Linked DNA regions of Homo sapiens: region 1 is linked to region 2. Evidence: chromatin loops called from intact Hi-C (ENCODE). Cell type or tissue: K562. All regions are shown on one strand. Each heading gives the region's core, and the rest is flanking DNA. Links, peaks and the distances in the headings are about the cores only. Region 1 overlaps RSF1 (remodeling and spacing factor 1). Region 2 overlaps NDUFC2-KCTD14 (NDUFC2-KCTD14 readthrough).

What was found. A loop is a pair of places that touch in the nucleus more often than their neighbours do. Peaks named below come from ENCODE experiments on the same cell type or tissue, not always from the same donor. Only the 100,000 strongest peaks of a DNase experiment are listed, where the experiment ranks them.
Region 1: a loop joins it to region 2, with 2.5 times the contacts of the local background. A loop is called at or near these places in 1 of 110 quality-filtered maps.

The regions. Positions count from the first base shown.
Region 1 is chr11:77,649,225-77,665,063 of GRCh38, reverse strand. It overlaps RSF1 (remodeling and spacing factor 1), which reads left to right. Exons shown (of 16, transcript NM_016578.4): 16 at 1-5,055. Among named protein-coding and RNA genes, the nearest start is that of CLNS1A, 19 kb to the right of the region's middle. RefSeq lists a silencer at 10,093-10,293. In K562, for the core only: no CTCF peak of the experiment used is centred there; a DNase peak (open chromatin) is centred at 8,513.
Region 2 is chr11:78,039,432-78,055,270 of GRCh38, reverse strand. The region is part of intron 1 of NDUFC2-KCTD14 (NDUFC2-KCTD14 readthrough); the gene reads left to right. It also overlaps a transcript of KCTD14 not described here. Among named protein-coding and RNA genes, the nearest start is that of THRSP, 17 kb to the left of the region's middle. RefSeq lists silencers at 8,793-9,032, 15,031-15,090 and an enhancer at 14,727-15,683. In K562, for the core only: a CTCF peak has its summit at 8,897 (motif pointing right); DNase peaks (open chromatin) are centred at 8,890 and 9,300.

The DNA of each region.
Region 1 (15,839 bases), core at 4,584-12,583, 390 kb after region 2:
TTTTGTTTCACTTTAGTTCTGTAGTACCTGCCCATTAATATTTTTGCTTTGATTCTAGCAATGTGTATGTATCTGTATAAAAAATAAAATAATGAAAGCAACCTAAAAATAGGATGCACCAATAGCATGTGGTTCCAAGTAAGTTGTGATTTTTATTTTGAGACAGTGTTCCACTGGAAGGGAGGGAAGGGCTTACATTCACAGACAGTAAAGCAGGGCTGTGTAAGGAGCTACATTTACTTAACAGTCTCCTTTCCAGCTAGGTTTGTTTTATTTATTTGCAAGTCAGCTAAGAATTAACCTTTTAAACCATCTAAAACAGGCAAGCAATATAAAGATTTCTACTAGTGCAAGGTAAGTGGTTTGAATATACAAGTGCCCTTTCCTGCCACCCAGTCTCACTACCGTTTTAGTCCTGCAGCTGGGTAAAGCCACTATTGTGTGGAAACTCTCCCATGTGCCCTGTCTCTACCTCTGGACACACCAGCTCCTTCTTCCACCTATTCTATTCCTCAGTTAAGCCAAGTGATCAGAAGTAGTATTAAATGGGTAGATAATTTTAACAGGATGCCTAATGTGAAATAAGGAGTTATTTTTACTCTTCTACTATAGAAAGCCTAAGGTAATTCTTACCATCTCAAAGACTGAGTATTCCATTTAGGTTTGGAGACCACTTGTGCTGTGCTGCCTGATATTTACCAAACTTGAATAAGTGTTCGTCAACTTGATAGTGAATGTACCCCTTCTCACCTTATATTTTGATTAAATCAATTAACTATAGGTCATCTACCAAGAATGTAATCCAAGCGGTTGATAAAACATTATTAGGCAGATAGATTATTGATTATTAAATTTTGAGCAGTGCAAAAACGGTTTTGCTGCTTGGAGTTCAGATTCAGTCCCTCAAAGAGTTTATGATCACTGAAATACACTCTGAAGGTATTCTGAAGAAGTTAAAAAATTTTAGAAAACGAAATGTTCTGTATACAAAGACAATACAGTCACTACGAACTGCAGAAAGTATAGGAAAGCAGTAATTGATGTAGAGTTTAGACAGTCTTGGATCTTTTTTAGAGCACTAACCATGGATTTAGACTCAAAATAGCTGCTACATAATAGAGCCCTTTAATAATTTAAACCCCCCTTGTTGAAATACAAGTTGGACTCCCAGTGTCAAACTCTAGACTGTAGCTAATGTATTAAAGGGAGATGTAGATTAATATTCAGTATATTTAGTTTGCAATTTCTGAAAAGGTTTGAAAACTAGTCAGCTTTTCACACAGCAGAAGCTTTGAACTGAAATATGTGTGAAAAGGACGCAGACTGAAAACGTTTTGGTTTTGTACATCAGTGCTGATGAAATTAGTGTAAAACATTTTCCATCATTGGCACATTACTGCAAAATGATGGCAGAGATATTTTCAAGAATGTACATCAAGTTATATTTCCTTGACATCCTTTTTTCAATTGGTCAAGGTTACAGATTCAGAGGATAAAGGGTAGTTTCATTTAGAATAAATTCATGTCTACTGGCAATCTATATATAAAAGTGACCTGCCCAAGAACCAAAAACTTTAAATGCTAATGAAGCTTTTGAAAAATAATTTTTAAACAAATTAATTTTAAAAGGGTGTTACACGTACCCAGTTTTTACTTTTTAGTTGATGAAACCCATCCTATAATATACATTTGAGCAAAGTACACATATTAAGAAAAACATGGACATTTACTTGTTTAATAGTCAAAATGATGAGGAAATGTTAGCTGTTTTTAAGTGGGACTGGTGGGGTGTCCTTTGTCACAAGGAATGCTTTTTTAGCTTGTTTGTGGGCATAAGAGATGTTAACCCTTTGCTGATTCTACCACACAACTGTAAAGAACCTAATGAATCTACAAGTTTAATATTCAGAAAAAGCTAGGAACTCCGCTCTTTACCAGTACAGTGGAACAGGCCCGTTATTCAAGGTGATGCCTCACAGCTATAGAACAACTATTCAAAGACCCAGAGTTAAATGGTACATGTGTATATGTGTGTGTGTGTGTGCACACGCACACACTTCAGATAAGTATCAGAAAAAATAAAAATGAATCCATCATTAACTTGAAAGAAATAAGATGGCTGCATTGCAACAGATACAAATATTATGAACATCATTTAATTACAGAAAATCTAGACAACAGTTTCTCCTGATGTTTGACATTCTCAAAATATATTCCTCATTCTCGAAGAAGCAGAGAATGCCAAGGCTGCATATCTGCTGTAATCTACCTAGCCCTCTTCTGCTTAATATGATCCATTATTGAATCTTCTCAGATTAAAATCCATTCCTATATCATCTACCTTTCCCAAAGTGTGTGCCTGTAAACCTACCTTGGAAGTGGCAAGTTAACTGATTTTTTTGTGTCATTTTTATACCAATCCTTAAGGTCAAAGCCTTTTGCTATCAATGTATTTAAACTGAGTTGCTATATGTTCACTAATTTGTTTTCAAAATGTTTTGCTCCAACTTAAATTATCTTTTAACATCTTTTGAGTGCCAAGAATTGCTAAGTAACTGTAATATGTTGAAGAGAGTAATTGCCAAGCAAGCAGTCATAAGCCAAAATGTAATGAGCTTAGTATATAACCACTTTAGAGTATACACTCACCACTTTTTGTATTCATTCATGCAAACCCTCCTGGAAGTCGATTAGAAGAGGATCCAATTTGTGGACCTTTTTTCCTCCTTTTGGACACCTGAGCACAATTTTTTTTTTCCTTTCATATTTATACCACTTTGGAAAATTCAGTAAACCCAATTCTGGCACATCATAATGGTTTCAGTTAGTGAAGATGTTTATTTTAATAACTTTAAAATATGACTATCCTATACATAAGTTATATAAGAGGGCATAACAATAGATGAGTAGAAATTTATAAAATTTCTTGGATATTTTGAATGAGAAAAAAACATTTTTAAAGGAATTTTGTTTTTTCCTTTTTTGGCCAAACCGGTACAAGTTAGAAAGTGTGCTAAGGACTGAATACTTGCCTCGTGCTTTTTGCCACTGGATGATGTAAGTTAAGAATGGAATTGTTAATCCTAAGTATATATTTTCTTGACTTTCATCAGTTTCTAAAGAAATCTAATTTAAGTGTTTTGCGGTTTTGTTTGATCTGTATTTATTGAGTTCTGGTCATAGACCAGCAGCTTGCACGTCATGCTCATGAACAGCCAGAACATAGTTATTGGGGAACTTCATGGCTCAAAACCTTCTGAATCATTTAACTTATTTTGTATGTTGCAAAAAAAAAAAAAAAGTTTATTTTGCTTGAGAGTCACCTTTTTTTAAAAAAAATAACTGTACAGCTTTTAAGGGATGGGAGGTGGGAAAATACCCTAAAATAGGATGTAGATTTTTTACAATTGTGTTTATGCTAGATCATCTACAGGTGCATTATGTAATTAAACCTAAAATTGTTTAAAAATTTGTGCCATGTCTTTTTCATTCTCCTGCCCTTTAGCAGAATTGGTGCATGTCAACTGCTATGTGGACAAGCCTTGAAATTAGAGTAACAAGCCCTGTCTCCAAAGCTTTAAGGTCACTGCATGAAAATTGCACACACACACACACACACACACACATCTAGCTTATATTAGTAAATGGATTTTCAGGATCAGAACAGCTACAGTAGCCCAGATTTGGCTGTTAACAGCATATTCTTACAGCACATGATTTTTGTGATGCCTAACTAGGGTATTCTCAATGTTAGTCTGGTGTTCTATTCTCTTTCAAAGTAGCTTCTTGAGATGGTATCTGTTGTAGCTTGCCCAAACCTGCCATGAGGTTGTGTGTACACTTTGAAAGGGTATGTCCTATGCTAAGATGGTGGTAGAGCAGGGCTTGATTTTAATCTATTCATATAAAAGAAGGAAAAAACTAGAATTGGTCTATTTGGTTATTCAGTGGACTTAATTCCACAGGAATAGTTGTCTGCTGAAGCGTGGCAGCAAGAGAAGTCAAATTCAAGTTTCAGTTCCTTCCTTATTCACTAAGTATTTTGAAATCTTGTAGAACTTCTGATTCTAGCACAGTCTTTTACATGGCACATTTTACCATGGTATATTCACAGCTTCGTTTAAATGTCAGTACTTTTTCCCATCTGATAATTTTGCCATTCTAATTTCTCACCTTTGTAGTACAAGTGTATTCTTGAAAATAATTAAATTCATCTAAGTGTGTCATAATTTCAATCAAAGCTATATTCATGTGTTGCCAGCGTCAGTTTTTTGCTATCCTCATTCAGAAGGGAAGCCTGCAGATCATGAGTTTCCATATGAAGAATACAAATTCCACATAAAAATTTATAAATGGTATCTTTAGAATTTTGATTTAAAGTAATAGCTGGAATTCAGGGACTGATCAGAATGCCTCTTGAATTTTCCAACATGCTTATATGAAATGCTTTATTTTCCTATGCGTTAAAAAAAATATTCCTGGAATAGGTTCTCAGAATGTTTTATTTGGTTTCTAGGAGATGAGATTTAAAGCAGAAGCTCCAAGATTGGCATAAAACTAACTCTTGAGGTAATCAGGACCATGCTGTTAGTCAAATAGAAGCTGGAGTGCTCTCTGTCACATAATGTACTGCATGTGTGTGGGGGTGGGGGGGCAGGGAAGATCAGAAAACTGGAAATGTAATTCTGATAACACGCAAAGTAAATTGTGCATTAAAAGTATGGGAATTCTTGGTAGCTTAAAGCTTCAGGGGTTAACTTCAGTGTATGAACACCTAGTGTGTTAGAATTGCAGTGCATAGTTGTTTAAATACAATATTCCTTGTAAGTGACAACCAAAATATGTTGTGGCTGGTGCCAGTATTTTTGTTAATGAAATGTTCAGTGTCTCACTACAGTCTGATCAGAACTCTTGGTGTTATAAGCCAGGCCTAAAGCCATTTTATAGCTATTGGCCTAATTGTGTAACTTTTTCTTTCAAAATGTTTTATTATAATACTTCTGTCATTTCTTTCACTTAATATGTCAATTGTCATAATAAAAATTTAAATTTGAATTATTTAGCATGATGTGTTTGCAAACTTAGCTTATTTTAAATTTTGTGGCACATGGAACAAATTGTCTGTAACAGTTCATGACGGTTAAAATTTATCACCCAGGCCTAGATGAATTGTTCTCCCGCTATCTAGAAAGTAAATTTGCAAGTGCATCAGTTTCCCTAAAATAATTTTTAAGGCTATTTGCCAACTAGACAAATATAGATATTAGAAAACTATTATTGATTTCTATATTTAGCCTCTGGAGAACTAACACATTATAGAGGCTGTGGACTTGTTCTGTGTGGTCCCATAAGAGCACAGAACTAGACCAGAGGACAGAAGCCATAGGGCAAAAGTTTTCCATTCATTCTATGGAGGAAGCTTAGTTCTCTAATAATAAACAAGCTTGGAAGTGAATTATTAGGAATAGGGGATGTTTGGGAGACCAAACATCCACACATTGATCCACGCCTTAAAAAATGGATTAAACCAAATGACTAACCGGTCCTTCCAACCCTGAGTAGGCTTCTCAGCTACAAATGATTTGACAGTTTTTATTTACTCTTGAAATACAGTAAAATTCACACTGAACTTGCTTTTTTACCAACAAACTAGCAGAGTATTTGTGATTCTGATGGAAAATATTAACTAGGTAAAGAACTTTTGAAGAATTTCACCTAATGGAGTAAAAGCTGGTCGGTGCTAGCAAGAAAATGGCTAGTTACAATGCTAAATTTATTTGAAATTTTCACTTTAAGAGAATCAGTCAAATAACGTGAGCCACTGTGCCCAGCCAGCCCATTTCTTTTTCAGATTATAAGACCAGAAGATGTAGAACAGTTCTTTTCTTTTACAAATAGAATTGGTGTACTATTCTGTGATTCTTTAGTAGAGGCGGAATTATAAAAAATAACGAAAATATCCTATTGAAGTTAAATGTTGGGACCCTTCTGGGTGAGATTAATGCTTGTGTCATTTTGATTCTTAATGAGTTTGCATGAGCTCTTTAGGGTACTAAAAGTCTAAATGAATATCAAAGAGAAAGGACACTCTAAGAGGATGTAACTTGACATTGCAATGTAGCATATACAGTCAAATCCCAACTGAAGACAGCTGGGAACCTACTAGTATTGATATCGGCCACCTATGGCTTCCTTATCACTCCTCCTTGCCCATTTCAGAGCCACTTTACCCACATTTGAGCACCTATCTTTCTCCCTAGTCCTGTCTCTGAGGAGGTATCTTCTTTTTGCAGTACCTTGTCTGCCTGTGTCCTTGATCGGTCGTCTTTTTATTACCGCCTCTGGGTCTTTCACATCTTACTTTTCTATCTCTGATCTCCATTACTTGACACACACTCCTCTCTAAATAAAGTTCTCCCTATTGTGGAAAATGAAAGTTTGATCCTGTCTCTGGTTCAATACCCTTCCCAGTTACTTCTTATTTAACTTCCAGTCTTTAAAATAAATAGACTATGGAAAACCCTAAAGTGTATTTGGAAATTATTACTGAAATGTCAGAAATTCCTAAGAGAAACTCCAGGAAACAAACCACCATCTCAGCAACATACTTTATTATCAGGAACAGCTGTTACAGAAAGCTGAAACTTAAAACAGGAATGTGATTCCTCCCTTTTCCCTGTACTTGCTTCATGTTTGTCTGTTGAATGTAATGTGCATTTTGTTTTCTCTTTGACATTATTGCTTGCTAGTGGGACACCAGTAATTGCACTGTGAACTCACATAACCAAATAGCTCTTACTCTACCATTTAGAACCAAAAAGTTAGAGGAAGTACTTCATTAATGATGATAGAACCTTATTTGAACCTGTACTGTCCTAGCTTCAACCATAAAAGATTTTCTGTAGCAACAACAAAGAGAGGTAGCTGGCTCAATGCTATTAGGTTGGTGCAAAAGTAATTGCAGTTTCTGCTGTATATAATATACATATATCTATTTTTTTTAAAGGCAAAAACCACAATTTTTTTTTTTTTTTTTTTTTTTTTTTTTTTTTGAGACAGAATCTCGCTCTGTCGCCCAGGCTGGAGTGCAGTGGTGTGATCTCGGCTCACTGCAACCTCCGCCTCCCAGTTCAAGGGGTTCTCCTGCCGCAGCCTGCCGAATAGCTGGGATTACAGGCATGTGTGCCAACATGCCCAGCTGATTTCTTTGTATTTTTAGTAGAGACTGGGTTTCGCCATGTTGGCCAGGCTGGTCTGGAACTCCTGACCTCAGGTGATCCACCTGCCTGGGCCTTCCAAAATGCTGGGATTACAGGCGTGAGCCACCGCGTCTGGCCCAACAATTAGTTTTGCACCAACCTAATAGAAAATCAGAAAGTTGGCTTCAGATTCAGAATAATGCAGAAGTAGGGCTGGAATTTTACTGGCCAATGCTCTGAGCAGAACCAGGAGAGGGCCAGAGAGCCCAGGATGAAAGGCAAGGATCTCTTGGGTGCAGTGGCTCATGCCTGTAATCCCAGCACTTTGGGAGGCTGAGATGGGAGGATTACTTGAGGTCATAAGTGATGATGATGAGTGGTCACTACAGCCTGAGCAACAGAGCGAGACTCCATCTCAAAAAAAAAAAAAAAAGGAAAAGAAAGACAAGGATCCACAAGCAGGAAAAGTATATCAGAGAAGGGAGATGGAATGCTAAGAAGCCGTCTTTAAGATGACTGTCCCCTTTTTGACATAGCCATCTTTTTTTTTTTTTGAGATGGAGTCTCACTGTGTCGCCCAGGCTGGAGTGCAGTGACTCGATCTCGGCTCACTGCAACCTCCACCTCCCGGGTTCAAGTGATTCTCCTGCCTCAGTCTCCCGAGTATCTGGGACTACAGGCGTGCACCACCACGCCCAGCTAATTTTTTGTATTTTTAGTAGAGACAGAGTTTCATTGTGTTAGCCAGGATGGTCTCGATCTCCTGACCTTGCGATCCTCCTACCTCGGCCTCCCAAAGTGCTGGGATTACAGGCGTGAGCCACCGCACCCGGCGGACAGCCACTTTTAATAATCTGGATGTGCTTACATAACGATGTCCAAAAGAACTTGTAAGTTTTATTTATAAAAGTTTCTTGTTTTTTATTGAGATAATTCACATACCATAAAGTTCACCATTATAAAGTGTACAATTCAGAGGTCTTTAGTGTTACTGGTAGAGGGTCTTGACTGCAAGTTGTCCAGGTTCTTGGCGCTTTGAACAAAGAATTGGACAAAACACCCAGCAAAGCAAAGAAAGAATGAAGTAACAAAAGAAGGAAAGCAGGGATTTATTGAAAATGAAAGTACACTCCACAGTGTGGAAGCTGGAGAAGCAGCGACTCAAGGGCCCGGATACAGAATCTTCTCAGGTCCAAGTACCCCCTAGAGGTTTTCCATTGGCCACTTCCTGCTCACCTCATGTAAATGAAGTGGTAGCTCTCAATCGGTCTGATTGGTTGTGGAAAGCAACCAATCAAAGACTGAAGTGGAGGGTACAACGCTCACTCTCCTCTTTTTGCAACCAATCAGAGGCTAAGGTAAAGTTAGAAAGTTGCAAACGAAGACCGGCCGGCAAACAGTCTGATTGGTTTCAGGCAGCCAGTTTCCCAACTGCCCAGCAGAAAAGGTGGGGGGTTTGCAAAGGGAGTAGTAGCCTCTGGTCCTTTTGTTACTTAGGCTGTGGAAAGTTATGAGTTTTCTTTTCAACTTGGTTCTAAGAAGTGATGTGAAATGGCCTTAGGTTCCCTGCCTCCAGACCCTATTCTCCTGCCTCATCAAGCATATTCACAAGGTTGTCAACACCCTAAAAACGCCCTACTCATTAGTAGTGACTACCTATTTCCTCCGTAGTCCCTGCCAAGTACTATTACTTTCTATCTCTACAAATGTGCCTCTTCTTGACATTTCATATAAATGGAATCACACTGTATAGCCCTTACGGATCTAATGTCTTTTATTTAACATGTTTTCAAGGTTCGTCATGTAATAGCATAAGTTAGTACTTCTTTTTTTTTTTTTACAGTCTTGCTCTGTCACCCAGGCTGGAGTGCAGTGGCATGATCTCAGCTCACTGCAACCTCTGCCTCCCGGGTTCAAGCAATTCTCCTGCCTCAGCCTCCCGAGTAGCTGGGATTACAGGCGTGTGCCACCATGCCTGGCTAATTTTTGTATTTTTAGTAGAGATAGGGTTTCACCGTGTTAGCCAGGCTGGTCTTGAACTCCTGACCTCAGGTGATCCACCCACCTCGGCCTCCCAAAGTGCTGGGATTACAGGTGTGAGCCACCGCGCCCGGCCACTTCATTCTTTTATATGCATGAATAATATTCTACTGTATGTATATGCCACATCTTGTTTATCCATTTGAACATTTGAGTAATTTCCACTTTGAGGCTATGAATGGTCAGGGCTATTAGAAATAATAAACATTCATGTACAAGCTTTGAGTGTGCATGCATGTTTTTCATTCTTGAGTGCATACCTAGGAGTGGAATTGCTGGATCATATGATAACTCTATGTTTAACTTTTGAAGAAATTTGAACCTGTTTTACACAGTGCCTGCACCTTTTTACATTCCCACTAGCAATGCACAAGTGTTCCAATTTCTCCACATCAACAATATTTATTATTGACAGTCTTTTTATTATGGCTATTCTAGGGGATATGAAGTGGTATCTCATTGTGGTTTTGATTTGCATTTCCTAGTGATTAATGATGTTGAGCATCTTCTCATGCGCTTACTCACTGCTCATATATTTTCTTTGTAGAAATGTCCATTTAAATCCTTTGCCTATTTTTATGATCAGGAATGGTGGCTTATGCCTGTAATCCCAGACCTATGGGAGGCCAAGGCAGGAAGATTGCTTGAGGCCAGGAATCTGAGACCAGCCTGGGCAACATAGTGAGATCCCATTGATACAAAAAAAATTTTAAAAATTAGTCAAACATGGTGGTATGTACCTGTAGTCCCAGCAGTTTAGGAGGCTAAGGCAGAAGGATCACCTGAGCCCAGGAGTTGCAGGCTGCAGTGAGCCATGATCATGCCACTGCACTCTGGCCTGGGTGACAGAGCAAGATGCCATCTCTTTAAAAAAAAAAAAAGAGAGAGGCAAGGCACAGTGGCTCACGCCTCTAATCTCAGTACAGCAGTTCGGGAGGCCAAGGTGGGAGGATCGCTTGAGGCCAGGAGTTTCAGGTTACAGTAAGCTATGACAGCACCACTGCACTACAGCCTGGGTGACAGAGCAACACCCTGTCTTTACAAAAAAACAAAAATAAATCCTCTGTCCCACCTCCTTTTTTCTTTTTTTTTGCTTTTTTTCATGGAAATGTCCCAAAAACCTCTACCTATTTTTAATTGAGCTGTCTTTTTATTGTTGAGCTATAAGTAAATACCAGCTGAATTCTGAATACCAGACCTTTACCAAATATATGATTTGCAATATTTTCTATGATTCTGATAAATCACTTTCTTGATAGTGTCCTTTGATACACAAAGGTTTTTTAACTTTGCCGGTGTCCAATTTCTGTTTTCTTTTCTTTGGTTGCCTATGCTTGATGTTAGAGATCTAAGAAAACACTGCCTAAGTCAGTATCTTGAAGATTTACATTTTATGTTTTCTTCTAAGAGTTTTATAGGTTTAGCTCTTTTTTTTTTTTTTTTTTTTTTTTTTTTTTTTTTGAGACAGGGTCTCATTCTGTCACTCAGGCTGAAGTGCAGTGGTACAATCTGGCTCACTACAACCTCCGCCTCTTGGGTTCAAGCAGTTTTCATGCCAACAGCCTGCAAGTAGCTGGGATTAACAGGCATGAGCCACCACACCTGACCCAATTGGTTTAACTCTTTTTTTTTTCCCCCTGATATGGAGTTTCACTCTTGTTGCCCAGGCTAGAGTGCAATGGCACAATCTTGGCTCACCGCAACCTCTGCATCCCGGGTTCAAGCAATTCTCCTGCCTCAGCCTCCCGAGTAGCTGGGACTACAGGTATGCGCCGCCATGCCCAGCTAATTTTGTATTTTTAATAGAGACGGGGTTTCTCCATGTTGGTCAGGCTGGTCTCAAACTCCCAACCTCAGATGATCCGCCCACCTCGGCCTCCCAAAGTGCTGGGAGGTTTAACTCTTAAGTTTAGGCCTTAGATCCCTTTGGAGTTATTTTTGTATATGATGAGAGGTAAGGATCCAAATTCATTCTTTTGCATGTGGTTAAACAGTTGTTTCAGCACGATTTGTTGAAAATACTATTCTTGGCCAGTTGCAGTGGCTTACGCTTGTAATCCCAACACTTTAGGAGGCCAGGGTAGGCAGATAGCTTGAGCTCAGGAGTTCAAGACCAGACTGGGCAACATGGCTAAATGCTGTCTCTAGAAAACAACAACAACAACAACAATTAGCCGGGTGTGGTGGTGCATGCCTAAGGTCCCAGCTACTCAGGAGGCTGAGATGGGAGAATTGCTTGAACCCGGGAGGCGGAGGTTGCAGTGAGCCAAGATTGTACCACTGCACTCCAGCCTGGGCAACAGAGTGAGACCCTGTCTCAAAAAATTAAAAAGAAAAGAAAAGATACTATTTTTTCCTTCATTTAATTATCTTGGCATCCCTGTCAAAAATCTATTGACCCTAAATGTATGGGTTTACTTCTGGATTCTCAATTTGGTTCCATTGAGCTATACATCTGTCCTTATTCTACTACTACACAGTGTTGATCACTGTAACTTCTTACTAAGATACAAAATCAGGCAATGTAAGTCCTTTAGTTTGGCTCCTTTTTTTTATTCAAGACTGTTTTAACTATTCTGGGCTCCTTAAATTTCCATGTGAATTTTAGGTTCCATTTGTCAATTTCTGTGAAAAAAGGCAGTTGGAATTTTGATATAGATTGCGTTTGTTTGTTTGTTTGTTTGTCTGTTTGTTTTGAGACAGAGTTTCGCTCTTGTTGCCCAGGCTGGAATGCAATGGCGTGATCTCAGCTCACCTCAACCTCTGCCTCCTGGGTTCAAGCGATTCTCCTGCCTCAGCCTCCCTAGTAGCTGGGATTACAGGCATGTGCCACCATGCCTGGCTAATTTTTGTATTTTTAGTAGAGATGGGGTTTCACTGTGTTGGCCAGGCTGGTCGTCAATGCCTGACCTCAAATGATCCACCCACTTCAGCCCCCCAAAATGCTGGGATTACAAGTGTGAGCCACTGTACCCAGCCAAATTTCATTTTTGTATTGTTCATTGCTAGTGTACAGAAATACAACTGTAGTCCCAGCTACTCAGAGGGCTGATGCAGGAGGACTGCTTGAACCAAGAAGTTCAAGGCCAGCCTGGGCAACATAGCAAGACCCCTCTCTAAAAAAAAAAAAGCTAAGCAGAAAATAAATACAACTGTTTTTTAGTTTTTTGTTTTTGAGATGGAGTTTTGCTCTTATTGCCTAGGCTGGAGTGCAATGGTGCAATCTTCGCTCACTGCAACCTCTGCCTCCCAGGTTCAAGCGATTGTCCTGCTTCAGCCTCCCAAGTAGTTGGGATTACAGGCATGTCCCACCATGTCCAGCTAATTTGTATTTTTAGTAGAGATGGGGTTTCACTATGTTGGTCAGGCTGGTCTCGATCTCCTGACCTCAGGTGATCCACCTACCTCGGCCTCCCAAAGCACTGGGATTACAGGTGTGAGCCACCGCACCCGGCCTAAATACAATTGATTTTTATTTAGGAATAAACTTAACTAAGCAGATGAAAGACTTGCGTACTGACTGCTGTCAAAAAAACAAACAAAAAATAATAATAAGGGTTGATGAGGACATGCCCAAAATGGAATCCCTGAGCATTGTTGGCAGGAATGTAAAATGGTGCAGCTGCTGTGGAAAACAATACAGAAGTACAGCAGTTTCTCAAAAATGTTTAAACACAATTACCAAACGATCCAGCAATTTTGCTTCTTGGCAAACATTGAAAAGAACTGAAAGCAGACTTTCAAAGGGATATCTATTTTTTTGGTTGTGTGTGTTTTCTGTTTGTTTGTTTTTTGAGACAGAGTCTCACTGTCGTTCAGGCTGGAGTGCAATGGTGTGATCTCGGCTCGCTGCGTCCTCCGCCTCCTGGGTTCGAGCGATTCTCCTGCCTTAGCCTCCCGAGTAGCTAGGATTACAGGAGTGTGCCACCATGCCCGGCTAATTTTTGTATTTTTAGTAGAGACGGGGTTGCACCATGTTGGCCAGGCTGGTCTCGAACTCCTGACCTCAAGTGATCCACTCACCTCAGCCTCCCAAAGTTCTGGGATTACAGGCATGAGACACTGTGCCCGGCCTCAAAGGGATATCTGTACACCCATATTCACAGAAGCACTATTCACAATAACCAAAGTTGGAAGCAACCCAGGTGTCCATCAACAGATTAATACAATCAAAATGTGGTATAAACATACAGTGGAATATTATTCTCCTTTAAAAAGGAAGAAAATTCTGATGAGTTATAATTTGGATAAACCTTGAGGACATTATGCTAAATGAAGTAAGCCAGTCACAAAAAGACAAATACTACTTATGTGAGGTACCTAGAATCATTAAATTCATACAGACAGTAGAATGGTGGTTGCCCGGGGCTTAGGCAGGAGGGTAATGAAGTGTTTTTGTTTAATGGGTATAGATTTTCAGTTTAGTAAAATGAAAAGAGTTTTCCAGATAGATGGTGGTAATGGTTGCAAAACAATGTGAATGTATTTAACACCACTGAACTGTATACCTGAAAATGGTTCAGATTGTAAATTTTACATGATGTGTATTTTACTACAAGTGTAATAAGAAAAAAAAATACACCTGAGGTTTTTTGTTTTGTTTTGTTTTTGTTTTAGATGGAGTCTTGCTCGGTCGCCCAGGCTGGAGTGCAGTGGCATGATCTCGGCTCATTGCAACCTCCGCCTCCCGGATTCAAGCAATTCTCCTGCCTCAGCCTCCTGAGTAGCTGGGATTACAGGCACCTGCCACCACGCCTGGCTAATTTTTTTTTTGTATTTTTAGTACAGATAGGTTTTCACCATATTGGCCAGGCTGGTTTCGAACTCCTGACCTTGTGATCCATCCACCTCAGCCTCCCGAAGTGCCCCAGCTCACACAGGCATGAGCCACCGCACCTGGCCCTGAGTTTTGTATATTGAGTTTGTAACCTGTAACCTTGCTGAACTTTATTTAGCTCTAATAAATTTTCTGACGTGGATTCCCTTAAGATTTTCTAGATACAAGATAATGTCATCTGTGACTAGAAATAGAGGGATTCCTTTTGTTTATTTTTCTCGCCTAATTGCCTGGCTAGAACCTCCAGTACAATGAAGAAACATAGCGAAAATGGACACCCTTCTGTTGTTCGCGATCCTAGGTGAAAACATTCAGTATTTCACAATTAAGTATGAAGTTAGCTGAGGGTTTTCATAGATGTCTTTTATCTGATTGAGGAAGTTACCTTCCTCTCCTAATTTTTTAGTTTGCCAGTCTTTTTATCATGAAAGGGAGTTGGATTTTGTCAAATGCTTTTTCTGTATCCATTGAGATGGTTATATGGCTTCTCCCTTTAGTAATATGGTGTATTACATTAATTTTCATATGTTCAATCAACCTTTCATTCCTGGGATAAATCCCACTTGGCTACTGTGTCGGGAATCTCCAAGATCACTCCAGGATCAATGATTCACCAGGAGGACTGACAGCTGTCATTTATTACAGTGAAAAGATAAAAAACATAATCAGCAAAGGGACATGGCCCATGGGCAGAAACGAGGTAATTAAGTACATGCTTCCAAAGGTCCTCTCTCAGAGGAGTCACACGAGACTGACTTAATTATGACAACACATGTGAAAAGGTACCTACCTGTGCAGCTCACTAGAGGCTAGGGGCAAGTTTTTACTGGGAGCCAGTCACACAAACACCATTTTGCCTAGCACATACCGAAATGTCAGACCCCAGAAGGAAAGCACGTGTTCAGCATAAGCCATGTTGTTTGCACAAACACAAGGCACAGTGAGCCCCTCTACAGCCAGGGTAGTAGGAATCGTCTCAAAATCAAAGTTCCCAGGCACTAGTGAAGTGCTAAGCTTGTAAGCAGGTCTTTCTAATGATAAGTATTCTCAGGTTTGCTATGATAGTCTTTTTTTTTTTGCACAATCCAACCTCTTGGCTCTTATATAAGAGCAAAAGACACCTTATTGTAAAAGAGTTTATAATAATTAGGGCACTGCAAAACAGAATATGCATTAGTCAGGCAGTACAGGTTAACAGAGTGCCCAATGTGGCCTCCCACCATGGGGCCTCTAACCCATGGGTTCCCACTGTAGTCTGAAATAATTCAGCTCAGGTCAGGCCTGGTGGCTCATGCCTATAATTCCAGGACTTTGGGAGGCTGAGGCAGATGGATTGCTTGAACTCAGAAGTTTGAGACCAGCCTGGACAACATGGCAAAACCTGGTCTCTACAAAAAATACAAAAGTTAGCTGGGCATGGTGGCATGTGCCTGTGGTCCCGGCTACTTGGGGTTGAGGTGGGAGGATTGCTTGAGCCCATGAGGTCAAGGCTACAGTGAGCCATGATAGAGCCACTGCACTCCAGTCTGGATGGAATGAGATCCTGTCTTTAAAATTAAAATAAAATAAAATAAAACAATTCAGCTCAGTTCTTGATATCAGAGGTACTGCAGTCAGTTCCAAACAGCTTTTGTTTGTTTGTTTGTTTGTTTGTTTGTTTTTTGAGAGGGAGTCTCACTGTCTGCCAGGCTGGAGTGCAGTGGCGCCATCTCAGCTCACTGCAAGCTCCGCCTCCCAAGTTCACGCCATTCTCCTGCCTCAGC
Region 2 (15,839 bases), core at 4,939-12,938:
GCCTCACCCCCAGAGTATCTGGATGATCTGGATGCCCCAAGCTGGGCAAACTGAACTGGCCGCAGATGGACTGGGGTCAACGCTCTCAAGGGACAGGCTGGGAACAGTGTGGGAATGTGGTGCAAGGGGCAAGATGAACAAGTGGTGCCTGAGGCTGCCAAATCCTAAGTAACCCTGGCTGGGCTTGACCCCAGGAAGCTACAGAATGAATTCAGCCAAGGTTGGGAAAAGCTTCCAAGTTTAACAAGTGATTTAAAAAAATTTTTTTGAGACAGAGTCTTGCTCTGTTGCACAGGCTGGAGTGCAGTGATGTGATCTCAGCTCACTGCAACCTCCGCCACCTGGGTTCAAGAGATTCTCCTACCTCAGCCTCCCAAGTAGCAGGGACTACAGGCACCCACCACCACGCCTGGCTAATTTTTTGTATGTTTTGTAGATATAGGGTTTCACCATGTTGCCCAGGCTGGTCTTGAACTCCTGAGCTCAAGTGATTCTCCTGCCTGGGAGACAATTTCATAAATGTAGCCAATAAAATATCTTTTTTTTTATTTTTGAGACAGAGTCTCACTCTGTTGCCCAGGCTGGAGTGCAGTGGTGCGATCTTGGCTCACTGCAACCTCCGCCTCCTGGGTTCAAGCAATTCTCATGCCTCAGCCTCCCTAGTAGCTGGGATTACAGGCATTCACCACCATGCTCGGCTAAAGTTTGTGTTTTTAGTAGAGATGGAGTTTCGCCATATTGGCCAGGCTCGTCTCGAACTCCTAACCTCAGGTGATCTGCCCACCTTGGCCTCCCAAAGCTGGGATTACAGGCATGAGCCACCATGCCTGGCCTAAAAAATGATTTATATATATACACACATCACCTGATAGCTATGGGCTTCAGGCTGTTTTTCTTTGCCTTGTCACACCAGTCCAGAACTACTGGGGTCAAGCATCAGGAGCTGGCCAGGTGCCGTGGCTCACACCTGTAATCTCAGACTTTGGGAGGCTGAGGCGGGAGGACTGCTTGAGCCCAAGAGTTTGAGACCAGCCTGAGCAATATAGTGAGACCTTGTCTCTTAAAAAAAAATAATTTTATATATATGTATTTTTATATATATATAATACACATATAATTTATATATATAATACATATATAAGCTATATTATACATATATTATATATATTTAAAGATTTTTAAAGAATCAGGGGCTGGCTGGGTGCACGCCTATAATCCAAGTACTTTGGGAGACTGAGGCAGGAGCACTGCTTCAGCCCAGGAGTTTGAGACCAGCTTGGGCAATATAGGCAAGACCTCCTTTCTACAAAAAATAAACACAATTTGCCAGGTGTGGTGCACATGCCTGTAGTCCCACCTGTTTGGGAGGCTGGAGCGGGAGGATCACTTGAGTCTGGGAGGTTGAGACTGCTGTGAGCTATGATCACGCCACTGCACTCAGCCTGGGCGACAGTGTGAGACTTTGTCTCTTAAGAAAAAAAAGAACAAGCTGGATGCGGTGGCTTACGCCTGTCATCCCAGCACTTTAGGAGGCCGAGGCGGGCAGATCACCTGAGGTCGGGAGTTCGCGACCAACATGGAGAAACCCCGTCTCTACTAAAAATACAAAATTAGCTGGGCGTGGTGGCGCATGCCTGTAATCCCAGCTACTCGGGAGGCTGAGGCAGAAGAATCGCCTGAACCTGGGAGGCCGAGGTTGCAGTGAGCCGAGATCGTGCCATTACACTCCAGCCTTGGCAACAAGAGCGAAACTCCATCTCAAAAAAAAAAAAAGAGAAGAAAAACAGGAGCCTTATTTTCATGATCTGCCCCACTCCTGTCCCCAGGCACTCAACCCCTGTTGTGTGCTTCAACCCTCTGCTTTGTCCCTCAGGGGAGTTCTTGTATTGGGAGCCCACTATGTGCCAACACTCTGCTGGGCCTGGGGATATAACAGGACATGAGGTAGGCATGGTCCCTGCACTCAGGGCAGCTTATAACTAGTTGGAAGAGAGCAATGACCAACAATGCACAGATCAATATGGTTAACATCACATTGTGACTTGTACTAGGAAGAAAATAAGGTAACGAGGCCAGGTGCAGTGGCTCACACCCAGCACAGGTGGATCACTTGAGGTCAGGAGTTCGAGACCAGCCCGGTCAACATGGTGAAACCCCATCTCTACTAAAAATACACACACAAAAAAAATTAGCTGTGCATCGTGGTGGGCGCCTGGAATCCCAGCTACTCGGGAGGCTGAGGCAGGGGAATCACTTGAACCCGGTAGAGGTTACAATGAGCTGAGATTGCACCACTGCACTCCAGCCTGGGCGACAGAGCAAGACTCCATCTCAAAAAAAAAAAAAAAAGAAGAAGAAGAAGAAAAGAAGGTAACAAACCTTACTACTCACTGTTATCTGCAGACCAGCCCCATCCATCAAGTTACCCCAGAGCTCATCATGAATGCAGATTCTCAGGCCCCAGCCAGGACCTACTGAATTGGAACTGCATTTCAACAAGATCCTCTGAAGATGCCCAATTCCAAACATGGTTATTATGCCCAGGAAGAAGAAACAGCTGTGCTAAGACCTGAATGTTCTCAGCTTTTGGAAGATCTGCTATCCAGGTAGAGGGAAGAGCAAGTGCTACTGATCACAAAATATTCTCCTTAAAGATACAACTGGCCAGCACAGTGGCTCACGCCTGTAATCCCAACACTTTGAGAGGCTGAGGCGGGCAGATCACTTGAGGCCAGGAGTTCAAGACCAGCCTGGCCAACATGGTGAAACCCCGTCTCTACTAAAAATCCAAAAATTAGCCTGGCATGGTGGCACGCACCTGTAATCCCAGTTACTTGGGAGGCTGAGGCAAGAGAATTGCTTGAACCAGGGAGGCAGAGGTTGCAGTGAGTTGAGATCGCACCACTGAATTCCAGCCTGGGCAACAGAGTGAGACTCCATCTCAAAAAACAAAACAAAACAAAACAAAAAAAAACTGGCCGGCACAGTGGCTCACGCCTGTAATCTCAGCACTTTGGGAGGCCAAGGCAGGAGGATTGCTTGAGCCCAGGAGTTTGAGACCAGCCTGGGCAACATAGTGAGACTTTGCCTCTACAAAAAAAAAATTTGAGCCAGGCGCAGTGGCTTATGCCTGTAATCCCAACACTTTGAGAGGCTGAGGCAGGTGGATCACTTGAGTCCAGGAGTTCAAGACGAGCCTGCGCAACATGGTGAAACCCTGTCTCTACAAAAAATACAAAAATTAACTGAGGGTGGAGGTGCATGCCTGTAGTCCCAGCTACTTGGGAGGCTGAAGTAGGAGAATTGCTTGAGCCCGGGAGGTGGAGGCTGCAGTGAGCTGAGATTGCACTACTGCACTCCAGCCTGGGCGACAGAGCAAGACTTGTCTCAAATAATAATAATAATAATAAAATAAAAATTAGCCTGGCATGGTGGCACTCGCCTGTAGTCTCAGCTACCCAGGAACCTGAGGTGGGAGGATTGCTTGAGCCCAGGAGGTTGAGGCTTCAGTGAGTCATGATTTTGCCACTGCATTCCAGCCTGGATGACAGAGTGAAACCTTGTCTCAAAAAAATAAATAAAAAATAAAAGGACAGAACTAACTTGGACATGATCTTAAGCAAGTCAGTCTGCCTTTGTAGGCCTCAGTCTCCTATCTGGAAAGTGCAGGATCTTCCAAGCTGAAAAAACACAGTTCCTCTGAATGGAGGGTTTTGAGGCATGATGAGCCAAACAACCAGCTAAGGAAAGCTATTTATTTGAGGGAGTGGTGGGGCCCCTTCTCTGGAGTCCTTAAGTCATGCTAAGAGGCCCAGACCTTTCCTGCTTACTCTGGAATATCTCTGCTGTTCGGAGAATCTGCTGCGAACTCTACTGTTACAAAGGCACCTTATGAAGGGCTGACCAGAGTGGACCAGGAGCAGGGGCAGGTCTTCCCGTCCAGCCCCACCCCCAACTTCCCCCCTGTCACACCCCTCCCCCAGTTCTGGGAAAACACAGCCCTTCCTCTAGCTGATGCAACTAGCCCTGGGGGCCAGCCTAAGGCCTTCTAGGTTTGCTGAGAGGTAGAGAGAGGGGCGATGTCAACAAAGCACCCCCTCATCAGCCAATCTCAAATGTCTGAGTTGTCAGAACTCCAAGGCTCCACAGTAATCCAGCAACCCAACCCCTACAATTCACCAATGAGGAAACTGAGACTCCAACTTATATTTCCAGTCATGCTTTGTTCCTTCCCCTGGGAGGACTTCTTCCCGGCCTTCCCATTCTTCCTGGCCTTCTGGGGCTCCAGCCCTCAATCCACAGGTATCATGTACTATAAGGCTTTGGACTCCAAAATTCTGCGACTAGACTCATACCAAAACATGTCTCTCTCTCTCTTTCCTATCTGGGAGCCCCTGGAGGGCAAGAACCAGGTCTTATTTTTATTTTTTTTTAGAGACAGGGGTCTCGCTATGCTGTCTGGGTTGGTCTTGAACTCTTGATCTCAAGCAATCCTCCCGCCTCGGCCTCCCAAAGTGCTAGGATTACAGGAGTGAGCCACTGTGCTCAGCCTAAGAACCAAGCCTTGACTCTTCATTTTGACTACTATACCCAAGGAGCTTAGGAAAGTGTCCTTAGTTTGCTGACTGAAAGGATGAATGAATGAAGACTGTGGGGTCTGTCTACCCGTGGTGTGCTTCTCTCCTGCCTCCATTTTCTCAACCAATAGATTTTTGCTGAGTTTTCCCCAAGGAAGTGCTGGCCACAGAGGGCGCTCAGCAGGGAGGCTGCCATTGCCAACCCCTGGACTCCAGCAAGCTCAGCTACCTCCTTCTGCCACGGCCAGGCCCTGTCAGAGGAGCTCCGGAGTCTCCCTCCCTCGGGCCAGCTCTTGGTCTGCCTACAGTGCTGGCCCCCAGTCTGGGACCCAGGCCAGAGTCCAGGAAGTGTTTGAGGACCCACTCCCCGCTCTGCACAGGTGCTGCGAGGGGGCTTTGCTAGAGAAGGAGGAGACATGCGTCAAGATCCACGAGTTCATCCACAAAACTCAGCCAGTGAACGCCATTCTTCCCGGCCTTCTGAGGTTCCAGCTCTGAATCCACCTGCTGCCATCCTTTGGGGGTGTCTTCCCCTTTTCCCCTTTCCAGCCAGGTTCACAGTGACGGGCTCCCATTCTGGCATCTCCATGATGCCTCCCTTCACAACCAATCCTTCTGCAGTACAAGAAGAACCCCCCATCCATCCCTCACTCAAACACCTTCCGTGACTGTTACAGTAGATAGCTGGTCAGACATGAGCAGGGCAGGAGAGGCCCCACCTCTCAACCAGGAAAGTCAGGTGACCATCAGGTGAGGGTCAAGTGGTTGTTAAGCTGTTACGCTAAAATAATAATTGGTTGCATCTGGCATCAGGGACCGGCAGTCTCCCAGTAGATAAGAAAAACCTGAAACTGGTAATAAGATCTCAGGAACTGGGCAAGTAGGCCCCCACATGCATACTAAGAGGCAAAATGGTGGAGTTTAACTGGTAAATGACCTCCTAGGGACGTTTGACTGGTAAGGGAAGAATGCCTTGAGTGAGCAGTGCACAACTCCAGGAAACACACTGCGCATGCTCCCCTCCCAAGCACTAGCAGGCCTCTGCACATGCCGGTAGCCAGCCCCAAGGGAAGAATAGGGGGAGAAGGGACACAAGACCCCAGAAGTTTGCCAATGTATAAATCCCCAAGTCAAAAGGTTAAACAGTGCACTTGGCTTGGCTTTCAAGTCATTGGCTTGACCCTCTTCCAAGTGTACTTTCTTTTTTTTTTTTTTTTTTTTTTGCAACAGAGTTTCGCTCTGTCACCCAGGCTGGAGTACAGTGGCACGATCTCGGCTCACTGCAACCTCTGCCTCCTAGGTTCAGGCGATTATCCTGCCTCAGCCTCCCGAGTAGCTGGGATTACAGGCACATGCCACCACACCCGGTTGATTTTTGTGTTTTTATTAGAGACTGGGTTTCACTATGTTGGCCAGGTTGGTCTTGAACTCCTAACCTCACGTGATCTACCCGCTTCAGCCTCCCAAAGTGCTGGGATTACAGGCGTGAGCAACCACACTCAGCCCCAAGTGTACTTTCTTTCCTTTCCTGCTCTAAAGCTTTTAATAAACTTTCACTCCTGCTCTAAGACTTGTCTCGGTTTCTCCTTCTGCCTTATGTGCCTCAGTCGAATTCTTTCTGCTGAGGAGGCAAGAACTGAGGTTGCGGCAGACCCATACGGATTCGCTGCCGGTCACGCTCCTTGTATTAATTTTGTATTGCTGTTGTAACAGATGAACACAAACCTAGGGGCTTAAAGCAACAGACACTTATTACCTTATAATCCTGGAGGTCAGAAGTCCAACATGGGTCTCACCAGCGTAAAATCAAGGGGTCAGCAGGGCTGCCCTCCTTTCTGGAGGCTCTGGGGAGAATTCGTTCCTTGTCTTTTCTGGCTCCTAGAGGCTGCCCGCACTCTTTGGCTTGTAATCTTTTCCTCTGTGTTCAAAGCCAGGAACACCTTTTCATGCTGCCTCTCTGGTTCTCCCTCTTCCAGTTACATTGGGTACTGCTGGATAATTCAGGATAATCTTTCCATCTTAAGGTCAGCTGATTAGCAATCTTAACTCCATCTGCCCCCTTAATTTCCCTTTGCCATGTAACCTAACATTTACAGGTTCAGGAATTAGGAAGGTGGCATCTTTGGGGGCCATTATTGTGCCTATTACACTCATCCCTTTCAATTTTGTTTTTATATGCCATGGTATTTTTTTTCTTTCTTTTTTGAGATGAAGTCTCGCGATGTTGCCTAGGCCGGTCTCGAGCTCCAAGGCTCAAACCATCCTCCCACTTCAGCTTCCTCATTAGCTCAGACTGCAGGCGCCTGTTACATTGCTTTGGTGCCTTGTATTTTTGTTTTGTTTTTATTTTATTATTTTATTTTTTTGTTTGTTTTTGGTTTTGAAACGGAGTCTCACTCTGTCGCCCAGGCTGGAGTGCAGTGGTGCAATCTCAGCTCACTGCAACCTCTGCCTCCTAGGTTCAAGTGATTCTCCTGCCTCAGCCTCCCGAGTAGCTAGGATTACAGGCGTGAGCCATCACACCCAGCTAATTTTTGTATTTTTAGTAGAGACGGGGTTTCACCATGTTGGTCAGGCTGGTCTGGAACTCCTGACCTCAGGTGATCTGCCTGCCTCGGCCTCCCAAAGTGTTGGGATTATAGTCATGAGCCACTGCACCTGGCCTGTTTTGTTTTTTTTGAGTCAAGATCTCACTCTGTCACCCAGGCTGGAGTACAGTGGCATAATCACGGCTTGCTGTAGCCTCAACTTCCCAGGCTCAAAGGATTCTCCCACCTCAGCCTTCCCGAGTAGCTGGGACTACCGGCATGTGCCACCAAGTCCAGCTAATTTTTTTATTTCTTGTAGAGACAAGAAATATAATTTGGCTGGGCACAGTGGCTCACGCCTGTAATCCCAGCACTTTGGGAGGCCGAGGCAGGTGGATCATGAGGTCAGAAGATCGAGACCATCCTGGCTAACATCGTGAAACCCCGTCTCTACTAAAAATACAAAAAATTAGCCAGGTGTGGTGGCAGGCGCCTGTAGTCTTAGCTACTCGGGAGGTTGAGGCAGGAGAATGGCGTGAACCCAGGAGGCGGAGCTTGCAGTGAGCTGAGATTGTGCCACTGCACTCCAGCCTGGGCAACAGAGCGAGACTCTGTCTCAAAAAAAAAAAAAAAAAAAGAAATATAAGTTTCGTCACATTGTCCAGGCTGGTCTTGAACTCCTGGCCTCAAGTGATGCCCCTACCTCAGCCTCCAAAAGTGCTAGGATTACAGCCATGAGCCACCGTGCCTGGCCAGGATATAGTATATTTAATAAAATATATACCTATTAAAATTTTTCTGGCTGGGTATGGTGGGCTGTAATCCTAGCACTTTGGGAGGCCTGGGTAGGAGGATTGCTTGAGGCCACGAGTCTGACACCAAGATGGGTGACATAGTGAGAGGCCCCATCTCTACTAAAAAATATTTTTGCAACCTGGGCAGCATAAAGAGACCCCATCTCTACAAAAAATTTAAGTTAGCTGGGTGTGGTGGCATGCGCCTATGGTCCCAGCTACTCAAGAGGCTGAGGCAGGAGGATTGCTTGTGCCCAGGAGGTCAAGGCTGCAGTTAGCCGTGATCATTGCCACAGCACTCCAGCCTGGGCTACAGAGCAATGCGCTGTCTCAAAAAAACCCCCAAAATTATGATTTCATGTATCTGTATATTCTTTATACCTACACAGGTAGTAAACACAAACTTAAACGTTGGAATGAAAAAGCAAATTGAAGGAGCCATCTGGGTGGAGGGAGGGGAAAAAAGGAAGCGTACATGAGTACTTTATATTCATTAGGTCTTATTTCCCAAGCTTAGTAATGGCTACATGAATATTTATATATTCATCATCTAATATTTTTGAATAGATTAAGTACTTATAACAACAGAAAAGGAAAAGTGAGAAATGTTTTCTAGGAATAAATGCAAGCCTCAGCAAAAGTTCAGAGGCATGAAATAGCAAGATACATACATACATATATACTGATGATTCTCCAGCATGCCTGCACTCTCTCCCAAACTCCACCATAACTTCCAAATCTTTGCTCACCTCTTCCTAACCTCGCCCCCTTAAGTCCAGCCTCAGCCCCCGCGCTGACATTTTCGCCAGATCAGCCCCCTTCCCCTTTAGGATAGGCTCTCCTCTCATTGCAAGGTGCGCCTCTTATCGTGGGTGGCTCAATCCATGCATGTATGCCTGTCCCCAAAGAACTGCAAACTCTGGGAAGGTTGGACTCCCAGCCCCAGGCTCAGGGCTCCGGTTCAGGCGGGGCCCCCGCCGTCGCGGCTCCGGCCAGCAGAGGGCGCTGCCGGGCAGGCCCAGGCCTGGAGTGGCGGGGACCCTGGCCTCCCGCCAACACGCGAGCTTTCCGGCTCACAATTGTCAAATCCTCTCATCTTTCCAAGACACCCTCACCACATAGACAGCGTCGATGTTCTGTAGCTGGTTTACTAAAGGGGCTTGACTTAGCAGGGAAAAGCACTGAGCCGATCTCTTTCTTTCCTGCTCCTGCCCTTGCGAACTGATTCTGTGGACTCCTTTTTTGCTGTTTCTGGGGGAAATCTCGGCAGATCACTCGCTTTTCTCGGAGTCCTCCCCGGTTTACTGTCAGGTAATTCCAGCTTGTGTCTAAGTGCAGGCCATTATTCTGGCAAACGCTCCCCTCCTGAGGCTGCCTCTAACTGGGACACCTGCTGACTGGGGAGAGGACCGGCAGCCTCCCTGCGTCCTCACCCAGCTCTTCTGCTCCTCCTGCCCCTACACAGGCTGCCTCGGACTCTTCCTGGGTGGGGTGGGGGAGAAGCGGTAGGGGCAGCAACGTCTGAGGAGGACCTGAGTACTCTGGGCTTTTGGGAGCACTTTGACGGGCGTTATGAAAACCCTCACATCTCTCCTCAGTAGTACCCTTATAAAGAGGGGCTGTCTCCCCCAGGGCTGCTTATGAAACTGCCTTTGAAAAAACTATAACAGTGAGAAAATTAGGGCCGCAAAAGACATCTGATCTAACCAACCCTCATCTTGCCTTTAACCTCCAAACTGCCTTTGGTCACTCCTGGGTTTAGGCCAAGCTAACTTTGGAAGACATTTAGTTTATAGTTTAAATGATAGCAGCCCTTCTCCAAAACTCAACTGCCTTTGTAAAGCTAATGAAAGACCAACCAGGTCAGGAGGATGTTGAGCCTGAGTTCTGCTAAGGTGCAGACATAAACGATTGCCAACCATTATTCCAGAGGCAGAGGGAAGATATGCAACTTCCCCAATTACTCCTGCAGATAACATCACTATCGTAGAACCTAAGACTGGTACTTTGGGAGGCCAAGGCAGGCAATTGCTTGAGCTCAGGAGTTCAAGACCACTCTGGGCAACATGGCAAACCTTGTCTCTACAAAAAATACAAAAAAATTAGCTGGGCGTGGTGACATGTGTTGGTAGTCCCAGCTACTTGAGGGCGGAGGCAAGAGGATTGCTTGAGCCTGGGAGGTCAAGGCTGCAGTGGGCTGTGTTTGTGCCATTGCCCTCCAGCCTGGGTGACAAAGTGAGACCCTGTCTCAAAAAAAGATCTCAGGAGTTGGGTGAGTGGGCTTGAGCATTCACACCTACGAGGCAAAATGGCACAGCTTAACTTGTGTGTGACCTTCCTCTAGGAACACTTGACTGGTAAGAGAAAAATGCCTGAAATGAGCATGTGAACAATTTCAGTAAACATACTACACATGCGGGCCCCTCCCAAGTGCTGGCAGGCCACTGTGCATGTGGACAGCCCACACCAAGGAAATATCAAGGGAGGGGAGGCGCAAAACCCCGGAAGCATGCCAAGGTGTAAAGCTCCAAGTCCAATGTCAAACCGGACAAGGATCTCTCAAGTCACCTGCTTGGTCCTCTTCCAAGTGTACTTTACTTCCTTTTGTTCCTGCTCTAAAACTTTTTAATAAACTTTCACTCCTGCTCTAAAACTTGCCTTGGTCACTCCCTCTGCCTTATGCCCCTCCGACTAATTCTTTCCTCTGAGGAGGCAAGAATGGAGGTTACTACAGACCCGTACAGATTCACTACTGCTAACAATTTGAGAAATAACTCCGTCTCCTGTGCGGCATGGCTGGCCTTGTGGCAATTAAACTATATCTTTATTACAATGCTGCGTGGTCTCAGTGAATTGGTTTTGTCTGTGCAGTGGGCGGAAGAACCTACTGGGGGTTATACTCACTTACTGCCCCTCAGCTACTACAACCCTCCTCACACCTCCAGTCTCATTCTGCCGGAGTCCCCTCACCCCTAGATAGAAGCTCTCTTCCACCAGGTCCTTTTCAGGAAGATTTTTCTGCGGGGTCCACATGTGGGTCACAGGAAGCACACAGCTGGCAGTGCAGCCCCTTCCTAGCAGCCCCTCCACACCCTGCTAGGTGCCAGGCAGATTCCAGACCCCAGAGTCTCCACCTCCAAGACTCCCCAGATAGTTCTCCTAAAGCCTCGCTCACCTGGTTAGAGGTGAGGGAGAGCAGCGCCCTCTACTCCCTGTTTTGGGGTGTGGGCTGGGGAACAGGCTGAGGGAGCACGTTGACAACTCTGTCCAGAGAAATTTCCCCTCCAGCTTCTGGGGATGTCGCCTCTCTTTGTGGTCAGGAAGTAGGTGAAGAGGTGGGTTTTAACTCTGTTCTCCCTTCTGGGGAATCCTAGGTGGGTGGTCCAGCTTCACTTTAGGATCAGCAACTCTGGCCTTGTTTCTGCCTTTGGGGCCTCAGCTGAAATTCTGAGCCTACTGGAAAGTCTTCATTTACATTGTATTAGTTTCCAGACTTTCCCTAAGAGCTATTCAGGGTGTCTGTCACCTCGAGCCAGAAGAGACTTCCTCAGAGGATCCACCCAAGACAAAGCTGCCATCAGTTCCCTGAGTGAAACCCTTCCTTCTCTGTCAGCTGCATGTGGGCTGCACCACTTTGCCTCACCTTCCACCAGAAGAATCCTGCCCCTGCTTCTCCACTTGACCAACACCTTTTGGTCTTAGAAGACCCGAGTCAAAATGTCACCTGCTCCAGGAGGCCTTCCCTGACACCCCACGAGCTGGTTCAGGGGGCCCCTCCACTGTGCTTGTGCCAGCCCTGTCACGAAGGATTCTGTTGGCATTCCCTCTGTCTCAGTCTATCCCCTCACTTGATTCTGAGCTCTTTGCAAGCAAGGATGGTATTTGTTTTATTGAGTATGTTTAATTGTTTCATACGAAAAGCACACACAGGCTGGGTGCAGTGGCTCACACCTGTCATCCTAGCACTACTAACCTACTTTTGGTTTATCTGAATACCTCATTCTTTTTTAGCGATGACAGTTATTCCATAGCAAGAGACATCATCATTTTATCTAACCATTCTAATGAATGGATATTGAGTATATTCCTATTTTGTGGATAATACAAGCAACATTGCAACAAATATCTTACTACATAGTACACATGAGAGTATTTTGGTAGAAGAAAATGCCAGGGGTTGGGCTGCTGGAACATAGGGTGTGTGCATTTAAAAGTGTAACAGAGGCCAAGTGCGGTGGCTCACTCCTGTAATCCCAGCACTTTGGGAGGCCAAGGCAGGTGGATCACTTGTAATCCCAGCACTTTGGGAGGCCAAGGCAGGGATTACAGGTGTGAGCCACGGTGCCCAGCCCCTCTTCCCTTGTCTTTGTCAACCATGTGTGCAGTAAAGAAGCAGGCAACATGGCACCGGCCAGGTAGGGAAATCATTTGCATAATGAAAAATTAGGGTGGGGTGGCCAGCTTCTTCGCAAGCTATATAAATGGCACACCGGGTCTGACCAATCTTTTGTGCCCTATGTAAATCAGACACCACCTCCTCAAACTCGTCTAGAAAACCCCATGCATTTCACCACAGAACCAGAAGACCCACTCGGGAGCCTTTCTCTCTGCAGGAGAGAGAACTTTTCCCTTTCTCTTGCCTATTAAACTTCTCTCTTAAACTCACTCCTTGTGTGAGTCCGTGTCCTTGATTTCCTTGGCATGAGGCAATGAACCTCAGATATTTACCCCAGACAATGATGCTGCTTCAACACGAAGGTGGCCATGCCACGTAGGAGATGGAGTTATTACTCAAATCAATCTCGTTCAAAGCGCATAGGTTAGGGATTTTTCTTTTCTCTTTCTTCTATTTTTTTTTTTCTTTTTGAGATAGTCTCACTCTGTTGCCTAGGCTGCAGTGTAGCGGTGGGATCTTGGCTCACTGCAACCTCCGCCTCCCAGGTTCAAGCAATTCTCGTGCCTCAGGCTCCTGAGTAGCTGGGACTATAGACATGCGCCACCACGCCTGGCTAATTCTTGTATTTTTAATAGAGATGGGTTTTCACCATGTTGACAAGGCTGATCTGGAATTCCTGACCTCAAGTGATCCATCCCGCTTGGCCTCCCAAAGTGCTGGGATTACAGGAGTAAGCCACCGTGTCCAGCCATTATCATTTAAACTATGAACGAAATTTCTCCCAAAGTTAGCTTGGCATATGCCCAGGAATGAGCAAAGACAGTCAGCCTGTGACACCAGAAGCAAGATGGAGTCAGCCATGTCAGATTCCTCTCACTGTGATAATTTTGTGAAGGTGGTTTTTTTTACCAGGGGTCCTTGCTCACAGAGCTCCCAAGATGGTGGCGAGCTACTTCCAAGATGGTGGCAGGCCACTTCCAAGATGGTGGCAAGCCTTTCTTGGCCTCACGGATTCCAAGGAATGGAATCTTGGGCCATGCGGTGAGTGTTATAGCTCTAGTAGAAGCCGTGGGTCACGGAAGAGAACCGTGGAACCCAGTGACTAGTGTTCAGCTCGATTAGGATGAACCAAGGCACTTAGCTGTGCAGGAACAATGGCAAGCCTTTAGCACGATTGGGAGTGGCAACGGGAGTCTCGCTGGATCAGGAGCACAGAGGACACCCTGCCAGATCCGGAGGGATGGGAGTCAGTGGCAAACAGCAGTGGTGGATGGTGAGCGAAAGCTCAGCTCGAGCCGTAACAAACATGGACCAGAAGAGTGCAGTTGCAAGATTTAATAGAGTGAAATAGCGTGAAAACAGAGCTCCCATACAAAGGGAGGGGACCCAAAGGGGGTTGCCATTGCCGGCTCCAGTGCCTGGGTTTATATCCTGATCATCGTCCCTCCCGCTGTGCTCTCAGGCAACAGATGATTGGCTATTTCTTTACCTCCTGTTGTTGCCTAATTAGCATTTTAGTGAGCTCTCCTTACTATCTGATTGGTCCCATGTGAGCTAAGTTGTAAGCCCTGTGTTTAAAGGTGGAAGCGGTCACCTTCCCAGCTAGGCTTAGGGATTCTTAGTCGGCCTAGGAAATCCAGCTAGTCCAGTCTCTCAGTTTCATGCAGACTGGGTCTGCTGTGTTCTTGGGTCTCCAGCATCCAGCCCTGAGCCCACCCACACACAGTAGGTTTGCTCCCTGCAGCAACATCATAAACTCCAGTGCCCCTACCTACATCCTGCTGCCACTGCGCCAGTGCCGCCCTGGTGAGTCATCAGACCCAGTGTGCTGGCCCCTGGGGTGATAGAGCCTCTAATGGAAGCTTGACAGACTGTGTGTCTCCCAATCCTTGAAGCCCAGAGTGCCTGGGTCAACCTGGCTTACCAGGCAACTCCCACTTCGGAGATCTGTTAGCTTTGTCCTTTGTGAGAGGCAAAATCACCTTCCATTCAAATTAAGTCCTAGTGGCCGGGCGCGGTGGCTCACACCTATAATCCCAGCACTTCAGGAGGTTGAGGCGGGCGGGTCACCTGAGGTCAGGAGTTGGAGACCAGCTTGGCCAACATGGTGAAACCCCATTTCTACTAAAAATACAAAAATCAGCCGGGCGTGGTGATGCGTACCTGTAGTCCTAGCTACTGGGAGGCTGAGGCAGAAGAATTGCTTGAACCCGGAAGGCGGAGGTTGCAGTGAGCCAAGATCACGCCATTGCACTGCAGACTGGGGGCCAAGAGTGAAACTCCATCTCAAAAAAAAAAAAATAATAAAATAAAATAAAAAATCAAGGCCTAGCAAGGAGAATGTTGGTTGCCTTCTCTCCCTGGGGAAGGGATGACTCACAGAACAGGAGTGGTGGATGGAGGACAGACAGCCACCGAAGAGACAGAGAAAAGACACAGAAATGAGGCTGGATTCCAGGCGGAGAAAATTAAAAGGTGCAGAAAGAAGGCAAAAGAGGAAGAAAACAGCAGAGAGACACACAAAGAGAAAAGAGCCAGAGAGAAAGAGGAGCAGAGTTAAAGAGAGAAGAGACACAGGAAGAAGTGGAGGGAGAAAGAGGAAACAGAAAGGAAAAAAAGAAGAAAGAAAGAAAGAAAAGAGACAAGGAAGAGAGAAGGAGAAGACAGGAGAAAGGAAAAAGAACATGGAGCAGGAAGTGAGTTTCTGAGGGTACTTTGAATCAGCCAGAAAAAATGCCCGTACTTCAGATTCCAGGAAGACATGACACGGGAAACGGGGGCAGCCTTGGCTTGGTTCTCAGCTCCTGGCCAGCGGCCAGCTCTGGTTTCAGCCCTTGCCTGCAGCCCCGGAAGTCTGTTGGAGGTCAGACTCTGAACATGGGGCAAAAACATAAACAGGGCAGCCACACTCTGTGTGCCTGGATGGTGGGCACAGCTTTCTTAGTAATTTGGAAACACTGAATAAGAGCTCAAAAAAGTGCCTACTCCTTGCACAGTGCCTTAGCTATCAAGGATGCTCACTGCAGCACTATTATAGTAGAGAAAGAGAGAAAAAATACAGAAGGAAGGAGAGAAGAAAGAAGTAAAATGTGGCTTAGTAGATTTATGATACATTCATACAACACAATGCTCTGTCGCCATTTTAAAAAGTGGTACAGAAGAGCCCTTCATATGGGGGAAATCGTCACGATACCAGGTGGAAAAAATGAGTACACTTTTTTTTTTTTTTTGAGACAGGGTCTCACTCTGTCTCCCAGACTGGCTCACTGCAGCCTCAACCACCTGGGCTCAAGTGATCCTCCCACCTCAGTCTCCTGATTAACTGGGGCTACAGACACATATCAACATGCCTAGCTATTTTTTTTTCTTTTGTAGAGACAAAGTTTCACCATGTTGCCCCAGGCTCATACATGTTTAAATAAATCTTTTCTTTTTTTTTTTCTTTTTGAGACAGAGTCTTGCTCTGTCACCCAAGCTGGAGTACAGTGGTGAGATCATGGCTCACTGCAGCCTCAACTACTGGGGCTCAAGCAATCCTCCCGCC